Regions from separate parts of the Homo sapiens genome. Here region 1 is linked to region 2. Evidence: chromatin loops called from intact Hi-C (ENCODE). Cell type or tissue: Caco-2. All regions are shown on one strand. Each heading gives the region's core, and the rest is flanking DNA. Links, peaks and the distances in the headings are about the cores only.

What was found. A loop is a pair of places that touch in the nucleus more often than their neighbours do. Peaks named below come from ENCODE experiments on the same cell type or tissue, not always from the same donor. Only the 100,000 strongest peaks of a DNase experiment are listed, where the experiment ranks them.
Region 1: it touches region 2 in a loop (16-fold over the local background); 2 of 110 quality-filtered maps call a loop at or near these places.

Annotation. Positions count from the first base shown.
Region 1 is chr7:87,745,704-87,748,523 of GRCh38, reverse strand. All of the region lies in intron 6 of RUNDC3B (RUN domain containing 3B), which reads right to left. Among named protein-coding and RNA genes, the nearest start is that of RUNDC3B, 120 kb to the right of the region's middle. RefSeq lists enhancers at 1-582, 583-1,172. In Caco-2, for the core only: no CTCF peak of the experiment used is centred there; a DNase peak (open chromatin) is centred at 1,083.
Region 2 is chr7:87,885,695-87,888,514 of GRCh38, reverse strand. It overlaps DBF4 (DBF4-CDC7 kinase regulatory subunit), which reads right to left. Exons shown (of 12, transcript NM_006716.4): 4 at 1,621-1,671; 5 at 1,117-1,186; 6 at 456-532. Among named protein-coding and RNA genes, the nearest start is that of DBF4, 11 kb to the right of the region's middle. In Caco-2, for the core only: a CTCF peak has its summit at 1,453 (motif pointing right); no DNase peak of the experiment used is centred there.

The sequences.
Region 1 (2,820 bases), core at 70-2,569, 140 kb after region 2:
TAAAGATTGTAGATCATCATGGAGGACAGAAAGCAGGACTAGATGTCAGCTCTAGACAGAGCAGCCTGCGGAGGCTTGCATTGTGAATTTTAGCTCCAGATCGACTGTAAGAAAAAGCCTACCAATCCCGAGAGGACCCACAGACCCTCTGAAGGAGTGGACTGCTCCTGCAGGACCTGGAAGACCCCCTTGCCAAATACCGTGGGTGCCCCAACTGCGGAAGTGGGAAAGGGAGAACCCCGCCTCTCCCAAACACACACCCCCACTGGAGAAGCTGAAGGTCTGTTTGTGGGAGAAGTTTCTGACTCTACCAGGAGCTGAGTCAATCTGGAGAGCCGAGCAAAATACAGGGGTAGGGGAAGCAGCAGAAAGGCCCTGGGAGCTCGCTGGGTGCCCAAGAAGGCCATTCCTGCCTGTACCACAGGGATCCAAAGGGAGGGCAGCCAGAGGAGCAGGGGCTAAAACTCCACAGGGAAAAGGAAATCTCTAGCTGAACTCTGCAAAAATTTGAACGAGGTGAGAAGCCTCCTGGCCAGAACTCGGGGAAGAGCGCAAATCCAGTGTGCAGACTCCACAGGCAGGGGAGAACCAAGCTCTTTTCTTTTGCACCTGGGAGGCGGGTAGCCTGTGGCAGGTTTTCAAGCCTGTCTCACCCTCTGCCTGGAAACAGACTTGGGCTGTTGGCAGGGGCATGGTGGGAGTGAGACTGGCCTTTTGGTTTGCATGTGAGCTGGGTGAAGCCTGTGACTGCCTGCTTTCCCCCACTTCCCTGACAATCTGCAGGTCTCAGCAGAGGCAGCCATAATCCTCCTAGGTACACAACTCCAGTGACCTGGGAATCTCACTCCTATCCCCAACAGCAGCCATAGCAAGACCCGCCCAAGGAGAGTCTGAGCTCAGACACGCCTAGCCCTGCCCCCACCTGATGGTCCTTCCCTACCCACCCTGGCAGCGGAAGACAAAGGGCATATAATCTTGGGAGTTCTAGGGTCCCGCCCACCACTGGTTCCTCCCCATACTACCACAGCTGATGCTCTCTGGAATGCGCCACCTCCTGGCAAGAGGCCAATCAGCACAAAAATAGAGCATTAAACCACCAAAGCTAACAACCCTCACAGAGTCCATTGCAACCCCTCACCCCCCTGCTACCTCCGCCAGAACAGGCGCTGGTATCCACGGCTGAGAGACCCATAGATGGCTCACATCACAGGACTCTGTGCACACACCCCCCCAGTAGAAGCCAAGAGCCAAGTAGACTCACTGAGTGGCTAGACCCAGAAGAGAGACAACAATCACTACAGCTAGGCTCACAGGAAGACACACCCATAGGAAAAGGGGGAGAGTACTACATCAAGGGAACACCCCGTGGGACAAAAGAATCTGAACAACAGCCATCAGCCCTAGACCTTCCCTCTGACAGAGGCTACCCAAATGAGAAGGAACCAGAAAACCAACCCTGGTAATATAACAAAGCAAGCCTCTTCAACACACCCAAAAAATCATACTAGCTCATGAGCAATGGATCCAAACCAAGAAGAAATCCCTGATTTACCTGAAAAAGAATTCAGGAGGTTAGTCATTACGCTAATCATGGAGGGACCAGAGAAAATTACAAGTTAAAAAGCAAAAATAAAAAACAAACAAATAACCAAAGTACACAGGCAACAAAGAGCACAATGAATGCAAGGGTACCTCACATTTCAATACTGACATTGAATGTAAATGGCCTAAAAGCTCCACTTAAATGATACAGAACTGCACAATGGATAAGAACTCACCAACCATCTTCTGCCTTCAGGAGACTCACCTAACACATAAGGACTCACATAAACTTAAAGTAAAGGGGTGGAAAAAGGCATTTCATGCAAATGGACACCAAAAGTGAGCAGGAGTAGCTATTCTTATATCAGACAAAACAAGCTTTAAAGCAACAGCAGGTAAAAGAGACAAAGAAGTACATTATACAATAGTAAAAGGCCTTTTCCAACAGGAAAATATCACAATCCTAAATGTATAAGCACCAAACACTGGAGCTCCCAAATGTATAAAACAATTACTAATAGACATAAGAAATGAGATAGACAGCAACACAATAATAGTTGCTGTGGGTGGGTGGGCTTCACTACTCCACTGACAGCACTAGAGAGGTCATCAAGACAGAAAGTCAACAAAGAAACAATGGATTTAAACTATACCTTGGAGCAAATGGGCTTAACAAATATATACAGAACATTTCATTCAACATCTGCAGGATACACATTCTATCCCACAGCACATGGAACTTTCTCCAAGATAGACCATATGATAGGCCATAAAATGAACCTCAATAAATTTAAGAAAATTGAAATTATATCAAGCACTCTCTCAGACTACATTGGAATAAAACTGGAAGTCAATTGCAAAAGGAACCTTCAAAACCATGCAAGTACATGGAAATTAAATAACCTGCTCCTTAATGAGCATTGAGTCAAAAACAAAATAATGATGGAAATAAAAAATTTTTCAAACTGAACAACAATAATGACACAACCTATCAAAACCTCTCGGATACAGCAAAGGCGGTGCTAAAAGGAAAGTTCATGGCCCTAAATACCTATATCAAAAAGACTGAAAGAGTACAAACTGACGTTCTAAGGTCATGCCTCAAGGCACTAGAGAAACAAGAACAAATCAAACACAGACCTAGCAGAAGAAAGAAAATCACCAAGATCAGAGCAGAATTAAATGAAATTGAAACAAAAAAATACAAAAGATAAATGAAACAAAAAGCTGGTTCTTTGAAAAGATAAATAAAATTGATAGACCATCAGCAAGATTAAC
Region 2 (2,820 bases), core at 320-2,819:
AGAACGTTAACAACCAATGTGGTTGTTTAACAAGTATTTCAAGGTCAGGCCAGTTAGCTATGCTAAAACGAGATTTTGTTATACCATTTAGAGCAGTTGAAAAGGATAGTACATATTTATATTCCAAAAAGAAGTACATTACTTACATTAGGAACGTTTATACAACAGGCTGATTTTAGTGATTTTTCTACAGAATAAATAAAAGTACCTGTTACAAAACAGCAGTAACAAAAGGGGGCTGAGGAAGCGACCTATGCCACTATTCCAGGAACAACTTTTACCTGGTGAGTACAACCCTAAAGTTAAATGACACTCGATTTATTTGAATAACAGAAACAGGCACATCATACACAGGCTTGCCCCTAGGATATTTTCTGCTTGGGAGGAAAACTTTGCAAATACGTAAGTAAAAAAACCAAGCTTGGTCACTTTAAAAATTGAAAAAGAAAACATACCCCATCTCTTACTGAAGTACTTGATTTCTTGAGTAAATACAACTCTTTTTTCTTTTGTTCAATGTAGTATCTAATGTCTTTATTAAAAGAAAGAAGGTTTTAAGATTAGCAATTTTACTCTTGGAGTTAAACAGTGATATTTTCTTGTAGTTAAATTAGATAAAGAATTTACCATTATAGGTATCTCTTATGCTATGGTCTGAATGTTTGTCTCCTCTAAAACTCATGTTGAAATTTAACCCCCAGTGTGACAGTACTTACTGAGAGATGGGACCTTTAAGAGGGAATTCATGGATTAATGGGTTATCATGGGAGTGGACCTGATATCTTTATAAAAAGAGAAAGAGAGACCTGAGCTAGCACACTCAGCCCCTCACCATGTGATACTCTGTGCTGCCTCAAGACTCTGCAGAGTCTCCACCAACAAGAAGGCCCTCACCAGATGCAGCCCTTTGACCCAGGACTTCTTAGTCTCCATAACTGTAAGAAATAAATTCCTTTTCTTTGTACATTACCCAGTTTCAGGTATTCTGTTATAAGCAATAGGAAACAGATTAAGACATCCCTGCTATCAAAATTTCACTATGTAAAGTCAGGAACCAAAGGACAGACATGGACACTTAAAACAAATACTGTCAAAAAACAATTATAAAATCCTTACCATCAATATGAAGAATTTTTACTCCCCATGACAAGGCATTTGATAATATACTATTTGAAGGAATAAAATCCTGTAAAAAAAAAAGTTTTATGGTTGTTCTAGGAAATTATTTAAGATGAGCTAAATTTTAATAAAAATTCAATTATTTGAAGTTTAATGTCACTAAGGCAGTTATTTGTAACAGACCCTATAGAGTTACAATAGCTAGGACATCAAGATTTTCTATAGAATTCCTAAAATCAATCCCACTTTATACCCACATCCTTGGTAATTTAATGAAAACTATAAGGCAAGTTTTAAGTTTCCAGTAATATTTTAAAAGGCCACAAGATGGGGATGTTTCTACATGAAAAGTAAGTTCTTTACTTTGTAAAATAAAATATATGCTGAGATTCAGGTTTTTGCCTAAAAATGTGGAAAGGAAAATTTCAAGAATATCTGTAATTTCCAGTTGAGTTTTTAATAACAAAATGTACAATGTGAATCTTTATAGTTCCTACTTACATGGTCCTTGATAGCTTTTTCAACTAATAATTTTCCTCTGCTTAAACACACCTATAAAAAGACCAGAAAAATTTAAAACATAGTGCTTAACTGGAGAACAGGTTAAAAAGGTAAAGCAGCTAAGAAAAGAGAACTTTTGGGTCTCATATTAAAAAGTTTCTCTTTTTTGGGTGACCTCTTTGGTTTTGTAGTAAATTCTATTCAACATGAAAAATAAAATAGCTAGGTTTCACTGGAATTCTTTATAATTAATTGGCTTACATTTTAGTTCCTATTAAATCAGAGATTTCAGAAAAACAATAAATTTTATATACTGTTTTCACATGTTATTTCACCTTTTTTTTTTTTTTTTTTTTTTTGGAGACAAAGTCTTGCTGTGTCGCTCAAGCTAGAGTACAGTGGTGTGATCTCAGCTCATTGCAACCTCTGCCTCCCGGGTTCAAGTGATTCTCCTGCCCCAGCCTCCCAAGTAGCTGGGACTACAGGCACGCACCATCATGCCCGGCTAATTTTTGTATTTTTTTTAAGTAGAGATGTGGTTTCACTATGTTGGCCAGGCTGGTCTTGAACTCCTGACCTCGTGATTCACCCACCTCAGCCTCCCAAAGTGCTGGGATTACAGGCGTGAGCCACCGCACCCAGCCGTTACTTCACTTTTTAAATAAAGTACTAGGAAAACTCGTTGAAATGCCATAACCAACAATTATTTTGGAATCGCTGGTGTATTGTCTCCTTGCTCCAAAAAAGCATTAACTCAGAGAATGCATGGTCCTTTCTTGATCTCTTTTCCATTCTTTCTTCTATGTATTGTATCTCTTTTTTCAAGTGATAGCTCCTTTCTGACTCATTTCTTCTGTTTTCTCCTCATTTTCCTTAATTTTCAAATGGCTATAATAGGTAAGTCGAGGAGAATATTGTAAAATAATAACTTAATTACACTTCAACCTAAAAACTGAAATAAACATTTTATCTCTCATTTGATCCTATCCCACCTCACACCCAATTAAATCAATTTAATTTGTCTTTCCTTGCATCTTTCAATTTACTGGCCATGGAGTGGTAGGGATGTGATTTCAATAATTCTAGAATAGGGGCTGGCAACCTTTTTATGCAAAGGACCAGACAGTACACATTTTAAGCTTTGTTGGCCATATGGTCTCTACAGCAACTATTCAATTCTGCCTAAAACACAACAACTAC